Linked DNA regions of Homo sapiens: region 2 is linked to region 1. Evidence: read pairs that join two places in POLR2A ChIA-PET (ENCODE). Cell type or tissue: OCI-LY7. All regions are shown on one strand. Each heading gives the region's core, and the rest is flanking DNA. Links, peaks and the distances in the headings are about the cores only.

Region 1 (4,391 bases), core at 1-4,000:
AAGGCTATCCTCCTGAAGACATCTTTAATCTAGTGGGCAAGAAGGTCCTGGTCACTGTTGAAGAGGATGACACCATCATGGAAGAATTGGTAGATAATCATGGCAAAAAAATCAAGTCTTAAAAATAAAGTGCCATTCTCTGAATTCTCAGTTCCCTTGCTGATGCTGTCAGGTGTGTTTGAGTGAGGCGAGGGCAGGAATGGCGGTCTCCAGGGACCTGGCTGTCATCCACCTCCACCTGCTCCTTAGACAGCAGATGTTTCTGGGCTAGGCCCTGTGTCAGCCCACTGGAGACAGAAAAAGATCCAGTGATGCAATCTCTCCTTCAAGTTGGCCAGCTTAGTGCACTGGCCAACAGTGCATTATAAACAGAGCACCAGAAGAAGGGGTGGTTCCAAACAAAGTCCATATCCTCCAGTTGCTGGGTGGCTGCAGAGAGGGGTGAGAGCTGGCTGCACATGTCCTTTCCTTTAAGCCTTCATTCTCACTTCCTTACAGCCCTTTACTTCTCCATTGTCTTTATCCCTTTCCTGCCCTTGGCCTCTGTGTTTAGTTGGCATTGTATAGCAGTCACTCCACATCAGAGAAAGGACTGGTCAAAGGATCTTGTAGGCAGAAAATGCTGAAAGCACTCCTTTCAGAGCAAAGAGAGGGAAATGGCATGTGTTCCTTCTCTGAACAAATATTGAGGGCCATCTTTGTGCCAGGCACTGCTTTAGGCACAGAGTATATGGCCATGAACAAGCCCCAATCCCTTCCTCAGAGAACTTCCATTCAGATGGGGGCAGATGCATAAAAATCCATAGCATAGTGATTCAGTCACACAATATGTTAGAAGGTGGTATGTGAGCCAGGCGTGCTTGTGTGAGCCTGTAATCCCAACTACTTAGGAGGCTGAGGTGGGAGGATTGCTTGAGACCAGGAGTTCAAGCTATAATACGATCTTGGATGGGAACAGGTGGGAGTCAGGGTTTGTTTACACGTAAGTGAGAACTTTAATGAGTTATCTTCAGAAGCAGTGAATGCCCCATCCCTGGAGATAGTTAATCAGGGAGCAGCTGACTACTACCAGAAGGCTGCGTAAGGAATAAGATATGAGTAAAGGCCCTTCTGGGTCTGGGTGCTAGGGACTTGAAGCAACATGAACTGGAGGGAGCTGTGATGTGGACACGCTGAAATCGGTGGGGAGGAAGCGGAAGATTCAAGGGACCTCAAGAGACAGAAGAGTCAGGACTGGATGACTCCCATTCATTCACAAATGTTTACTGTGTGCCTACTATGTGTCAGGTTCCTGTGCTGTACGAGGGAGAAGGTTCCCAGGCTGCGGATGATGTATTCAGGATGCTGAGGGCTTACCTGTGGGGGTATCACTGGGTGCTAGGGACTTGAAGCAACATGAACTCCCAGTGAAGACCATGGTTAAAAGGGACATTATTCACATTTTATTAAACCAAATATTAGAAAATTGCTGTCATTTAAAAATATCTGCAAGCAATTTGCCATATCAATAAAGAAATGTCTACAGATTCAAGTCTGAAAGAGAAGAAGGTAAGTGATCAGTAACCCTTACAGACATGGAAACCAAGGAAGCCTCATTCCTGTGCTGAGAATATTCTAGTAGCTCCTGCTGCTGCCACATGGCAGCTGGGAATACCAGTAGTCTCAGCACTCGGTCAGTACCGTGCAAGCTCCCTTGGGAATGCTGATAAATCCTGGCATGATACAGCAGTATATATGTTTTTTTTGTTTTTTTTGAGACAAGAGTCTTGCTCTGTCCCCAGGCTGGAGTGCAGTGGTGCAATCTCAGCTCACTGCAATCTCCGCCTCCTGGGTTCAAGCAACTCTCTTGCCTCAGCCTCCCTAGTAGCTGGGATTACAGGCATGCACCACCACGCCCAGCTAATTTTTGTATAGGACTATAGTTTTAAGGCAAGTTTATAACCTTTGGCTCATTTGAGCCTCACAGCACTTGGTAGGTAGTGCTATTATCCCCATTTTATAGATGGCACTGAGAAGTAAAAAGTGACTAGCCCTGGTCACACAATTGATATGGACTGAAACTGCCGCTTTCTGGCTATCACGGGCCTTGACACAGCTAGTTTGTGACCTTTACAGTCTAGCTCTGTCTCTGCTACATGAATCCCAAATTTTTGAATCAAGTTCCCCTCTGGGCCATAAGGCCTCATCTCAGACCCCCAAGGAAGGCAGTCCAAAGGTAGACTCAAGTCTCGCAGAGTAACCAGGCACTAGGAAAGCATCATGGGCAGTAGCTCCACGAGAGGGGCCAGAGCACCAGGCACTGGCCAGAGACCAGCTGCATTCACCCTGAGCAGTAGGGCCTGGTGGCCATGAGCACAGACCTGGAACTCACAGCCTGGGCCCAGACTCCAGCTCCACCACTAGCTGTGCGACCTTGGGCAAGTGACTCTGGGTCTCCATTTTGCCATGTGTAGAATTGGGAAAACTTTCTACCCTCTAGGGCTGATGAAAGGATCAGATGAGTTTAGTCGTAAAGCATTAAAACAGTGCATTATAAACTATTAAGAGCTGTTATTACTTGGCCCCTGCAGCTGTGGGTCTGGGAAGAGGTCTTGGTCATCAGGGATGGGCAGAAATGTTGGGGTCAAGTGTATTCATCTTCCCTCTGTCAGGAACACCCTCTGCCTGTCACAATTCAGTTTGGGCCATTCCTAATAGAATTAATTTCCCCTTTTTCTCAGGATTCCTGCAGCATAGTGCTTAAAACTCTGTCCAGCCAGAGTTTTAAAGTCTTTGGTTAGAAGTTAAGGTGTTTGCAAGGTTCTGTCTGCCTGGTATTCTGCTACATTGTCTCATATCAAAAGTGCCATTTTTAACTCAAAAACTATTGAAAATTGTCAGTTTTATATGGTTCAAACTAATGCACTGAAAGTCTATTTAAACCACGAGGATTCGGCGACCTTGGCCTCCCACCAAGCACCTATGAAGATGCTTTAACAGAATATAACTTCAAAACCGTCTAGGGAATTGACAAAACAGGACGCAGAACCTTCAGAACGGAGACACAAATCCCTGGAAAGAAGCCTCCCACTCCCTGCTAGCGAAGGTGGCCTCCTGTGAGGGCCTACTGTTTTCTACCTCTGTCACTTCATTCCAGACAGCTGGGCACTCTGGGTTTCCTTGGCAACATCTGGATCTAAGGGTGCTCTTACCCTTTTTGTCCCAAGACAGTTGGGAAACACCACCCCCTTTGGTTGCTTAGCAACTGTCACCTGCTGATTCCTTCCCAAAATCCCCTGAGAAATGAGTAAGCAGGTTGAAAGCTGGGCCTAAGGGCTGGGCCAGGGGACAGGTCAGATGCTTGCCTGGGGGTGGGTGAACGGGGCACACGTCTGGCCCCCCTATATCACCCCGGGGTAACTTTACGCAGCTCTGCTTTCTTTCAGGACCTCAGACTCCCCAGATGAGATCTGGCTGGGTGACCTGTGAGGCCCGCCTAACTCAGCTCTTCTGTTACTCAGTGATAGGCACCTGCTGGTTATTAATTCACTGCTTGGGAGGGAAGGGGCTTTCTGGGAACTTTTCAGGGTGGAGAGAGTATAGGACAAAGCTGCCCTTCCAAAGCCTCCAATTTAGTTGGAAAGACAGGTCCCAGATTTGTGGCTCTGATAGTGAGATTCTTGTTCCTTGGTTAGACTTCCTGGCGCAGGTAAGCCTGCGGAAGACTGAGACAGGTGAAAAGACTTTTCTGCATGAATGTGCTGGCAGCAGAGAGGTGTGGAGGTGGAACTATGCGACACATTTCTGACTGGAGAGTCTCTAAGAAGAGTGGTAGGAGCTAGGTGAGGATAAGTAATTTTGGGCAGACTAGACAAGCCTTGAATGCTAAGGTGAGGCGCTTGTATTTTTTTTTGTTATTTCATGGAAACTCCTGGAAGCCTTTTCATAGCTGAGGGGTTAAGTGAAGTTTTAGGAAGATCACTCTAGTTTTAGGGTGGAAGATGAGGACTGGGAGAGGGTTCAGACCAGGAACTGCTAAGAAGCTCTTGCAGCTTCTGGAGGGAGCTGTGATGTGGACACGCTGAAATCGGTGGGGAGGAAGCGGAAGATTCAAGGGACCTCAAGAGACAGAAGAGTCAGGACTGGATGACTCCCATTCATTCACAAACGTTTACTGTGTGCCTACTATGTGTCAGGTTCCTGTGCTGTACGAGGGAGAAGGTTCCCAGGCTGCGGATGATGTATTCAGGATGCTGAGGGCTTACCTGTGGGGGTATCACTTTGAAGGAACTGGATTAAAGTAGTGTAAGTGATGGTGGGGTGAGGGTGCGGAGGTCTGATGAGAGGGCAGCAGCAGACTTGTTTAGGGCCTGTTTGAAACTAGCCTAGGAGAGGAAACCTTCAAAGCACTG
Region 2 (4,391 bases), core at 101-4,100, 120 kb before region 1:
TAATTCAGGCTCCAGGCTTGGTTTGATTTAGCAGATCACCAATGTCATTAAAGCTGACTTTGATGTGAGATGGCTGCCAACAATTCCCAGAGCTACATAAGTCCTTGTCCATATCCAGATAGACAAAGGTCATTTCTACAAGCCTCTCTCTCAGGAGCCCCTAGAGAACCTCTGTTAATCTAAACTGAGTCATATGCCTACAGTGGCTATGTGGGGCCTTGCCCAGTGCCCCTCTTCCCTGCAGATACACCCATCCTTCAGCTGCAGGGGATATTACTGCTCTCAGCCTCAGGAAACCATTTCATGTTCTCCTAGGGTACAGCCTGAGGCCAGTGACAGGCTGATGTGGGAATACACTTCAACTTAGGACAACTCTGAAGGGCTAGCCCAGCTCCTGGGCTCCCAGTGGGACCAGAGAAAGCCTTCATTGTAACTACCCAGCAACTATTTTGCTGGTCAGCTTCTCTCTACACCCAACCCTGTCTTCTTTACTTCCTCACAGTTGTATGTCCTGAGAACACTTTTCAATAAACCATCTGCATGCCATGCACAGTAGTGCATGCCTATATTAGGTACAGATGCAATTCTGTACCAGCTACTCAGGAGGCTGAGGCAGAAGGATTGCTTGAGCCCAGGCATTCAAGTCCAGCCTGGGCAACATAGCAAGACCGTGTTTCAATATTTAAAAAAAAGAAATAAGAAAAAATAAAAATGAAAAAAAAAAACCCTTCTGCATGCAACTTTCCATCTTAAATTCTGTTTCTGGAGAACTCAATCTAAGATAGTGCTCACTTCTGAATCAATAAGTGTGACAAGATGTGGGACTATGCTGATAAATTAGGATTAATTGCATGCCCTATCCTAGAGTTGGAATCAACCTCTGTTGCTTAGAAATTAGCATTATAGTCTAGCGTGTCAGAGCTGGAAGAGTTTCAAAGATCATGCAGTCCTTCTCCTTTAGCTAATAGAAGACACAGAGAGGGGATGGAACCCACCTAAGTTACACAGTTAAACTAGGACCCAGACCCGGATGTCTTTATTCCAGAGCGGAGTTCTTTCCACTGTAACCCATTTCCCATTTTTGGTCATTAAGCAGAAATGGCAATCCATCTATCTCAAAGTGACAGGACTGCCTGTCTAACGGACCTCAACATTCTCACAAATAGGTGGTAGACAATCTCTGCACCCCATTCCTTTTCAGCAGCCTAATTTATAGACATATTTTTATTTTATTCCACTCAGGATTTAAAAATATTTTTTGAAAGAGTAATGTGTTCATATGGTTCAAAAAATATTTTTAAGTATAAAAAGGTATGCACTAAAAAGTTTCACTCCTACTTCTTCCTCATCCCACCTACTCCCCTCCCACAGGTAATTTCTCTTATTCAGTTTCTTATGAACCATAACAAGAACTTTGAAATCAATTGTTCTGATTACCAAAACAGTCTGGAGGAGTGGCGATACTGCGATGTAGAGAGCCTCAGTGAATGAAAGAATGAAATATTGACCAAGTCCAAATTCAGTGTTCTTTCCATAATATCACCATGCTTTTAAAAAGACCTGAGGTGTGTGGTGAGAGCTTAGATACCAGAAGTAGGATGAAAGGTGTAAGTTAGCCTGGAAGACAGGCTGAGCTATTGAACCAGGGCCCTTTAAATTCCCTGACTTGACAGAGCCTGCAGAGGGGCTGATTGGCCCGAGCTGTGAAGAGAAGAGGAACTCAACAGGCAGGTGTTTGCATTGAAATAGGACTTGACTCATCCTGCATCTTCATGTAATACACCTAGTCTGTCACAAAGCCTTGTCAAGTCTTCTTGTGAAATATTTACCCTATCTGTCCCTAACTTTCTCTTCTCACAACAAAAAAACATACTCCAGACTTCAGTCAACTCACACATGGGTTATTGACACAGGCTTTTTTTTTTTTTTTTTTTTTTTGAGAGGAAATCCCACTCTGTTGCCCAGGCTGGAGTGAAGTGGCACGATCTTGGCTCACTGCAACATCCACCTCCGAGGTTCAAGCAACTCTCCTGCCTCAGCCTCCTGAGTAGCTGGGATTACAGGCGTGTGCCACCACGACCAGCTAATTTTTGTATTTTTAATAGAGACGACAGGGTTTCACCATGTTGGCCAGACTGGTGTCAAACTCCTGACCTCAAGTGATCTGCCCGCCTCAGCCTCCCAAAATGCTGGGATTACAGGCGTGAGCCACTGTGCCCGGCCGCCACAGGCTTTTAATTGGTCTCCTGGTACAGAAATAGCTTTAACCTAAATGAGCATGTATTGCATCCAGTTTCCATTTATAGCTTATATGTAAATTACGTTGGTCCTTTAAAAAGCCTAGTTCTTTCAACTTCCAACTCCATATAGTGGCAACAACTCCATTAGCGTGTTAGTTAAAAGGGTCAAAGAAGATTTGCTCCAGCTCAGAAACAAGGCTGATCACCAGAAAGATGAGACTTGCCCAGCAAATGAATAAACAAATTGTTTATCCATTGTTAATTGTTTATCCATTATTTTCCCACTGTTGCCGGGCGCAGTGGCTCACACCTGTAATCCCAGCACTTTTGGAGGCCAAGGTGGATGGATGACCTGAGGTCAGGAGTTTGAGGCCAGCCTGGTCAACATGGCGAAACCCTGTCTCTACTAAAAATACAAAAAAATTAGCCGAGTGTGGTGGCACATGCCTGTAATCCCAGCTACTCGGGAGGCTGAGGCAGGAGGATTACTTGAACCCAGGAGACGGAGGTTGCAGTGAGCTGAGATCGCACCCTCTGCGCTCCAGCCTGGGCGACAAGAGCAAAACTCAGTGTCAAAAAAACAAAAAACAAAACAAAACAAAAAAAAACAAATTGTGGTATATTCATACACTGGAATACTAATCAGTAAAAAGAAGGCCAGGCACAGTGGCTCACACCTGTAATCCTAGTGCTTTAGGACTGAGATGGAAGGATCACTTGAGGCCAGTAGTTTGAGACCAACCTGGACAACGTGGTGGGACTCTGTCACTACAAAAAATAAAAGAGAGAAAGAAAGAAAGAAGAAATGAGCTACTGATGCACCCAACAACCCAGATAAATCTCAAAACATCATGTTGAGTAAAAGAAGTCAGATATAAGAGAATACATGCAGTATGAGTCCATTCATATGAAGTTCAAGAACAGGTAAAATAATCTATGGAGGCTAGATGCAGTGGCTCACGCCTGTAATCCCAGCACTTTTGGAGGCAGAGATGGGAGGATCACCTGAGGTTAGGAGTTAGAGACCAGCCTGGCCAATATGGTGAAACCCTGTTTCTAGTAAAAATACAAAAAAGCCGGGCATGGCGGCAGGCGCCTGTAATCCCAGCTACTTGGGAGGCTGAGGCAGGAGAATTGCCTGAACCCAGGAGGCGGAGGCTGCAGTGAGCTAAGATGGCACCACTGCACTCCAGCCTGGTGACAAGAGCAAGACTCTGTCTCAAACAATCATCATCATCATCATCATCATTATCATCTATAGGGATATAATTTAGAATAAGGGTTGTCTCTGATAGGCATTGGAAGGAACACGGGGATGCGATAGCAGTACTTTCTATCTTGACTGAGGGACTGGTTATACAGGTGTATACTTTTGTCAAAACTCATTAACCGTATGCTTGAGATCTGTGTGTTCCACTGTAACTGTTCCCCAATGAGGGGGAGAGAGAAAGAGAGTCCAGGCACGGTAGCTCATGCCTCTAATCCCAACACTTTTGGTGGCCGAGGCAGGAGGGTTGATTGAGCCCAGAAGTTCAAGACCAGCCTGGGCAACATAGGGAGACCCCCATCTCTACAAAATAATAATAATAATAATAATAATAATAAATAATAAAATTGGCCAGGCGTGGTGGGATGCACCTGTAGTCCCAGCTACTTGGGAGGCTGAGGTGGGAGGATTGCTTGAGCCCAGGAGTTTGAGGTTGCAGTGATCACACCACTTTACTCCAGGCTGGACAACAGAGCGAGACCCTGTCTCAAAAAAAATAATTTAAAAAGCCCAAATATTGGTAAAAAACAGAGGCTTCCTAGTAGTCTCCTACTTTTTCTCAATTCCTTACTGAAAAACATCTGAAGAAAATGGAAAATTAGGAATCCCCAACACCATAAAAAGTCTGAAAGAAATCTGATGCCAGAGTCTTGGCAGCATTTCTGTTTTCTGTTCTTCTAATGTGCATGTTGCAGCTGTATTAAGAAACACTGACCCAATTTAGAGCACACATTATACTCACCTGAATTTTATGAGCGGATGCCTGAGAAAAGGAAAGAATGCCCTTGGCTGCTCCCACACCATCTGTCCTCTGCCCCTCTGGGACATTAGCCTGATGGGAACAGATCGCTGAGGAGGCAGAGCACCTTTTCCCAGCACCTACA

The links. ChIA-PET counts read pairs that join two places held together with the same protein. Peaks named below come from ENCODE experiments on the same cell type or tissue, not always from the same donor. Only the 100,000 strongest peaks of a DNase experiment are listed, where the experiment ranks them.
Region 2: POLR2A ChIA-PET joins it to region 1 with 7 read pairs; 1 of 35 experiments calls an interaction of 5 or more read pairs at or near these places.

Annotation. Positions count from the first base shown.
Region 1 is chr9:98,082,934-98,087,324 of GRCh38, forward strand. It overlaps NANS (N-acetylneuraminate synthase), which reads left to right. Exons shown (of 6, transcript NM_018946.4): 6 at 1-144. The coding sequence ends at 122. TRIM14 (tripartite motif containing 14) reads right to left here. Exons shown (of 6, transcript NM_014788.4): 6 at 1,420-4,391. Among named protein-coding and RNA genes, the nearest start is that of NANS, 28 kb to the left of the region's middle. RefSeq lists an enhancer at 4,000-4,391. In OCI-LY7, for the core only: no CTCF peak of the experiment used is centred there; no DNase peak of the experiment used is centred there; H3K27ac peaks cover 629 bases.
Region 2 is chr9:97,964,969-97,969,359 of GRCh38, forward strand. No RefSeq gene overlaps it. Among named protein-coding and RNA genes, the nearest start is that of ANP32B, 16 kb to the right of the region's middle. In OCI-LY7, for the core only: no CTCF peak of the experiment used is centred there; a DNase peak (open chromatin) is centred at 1,713.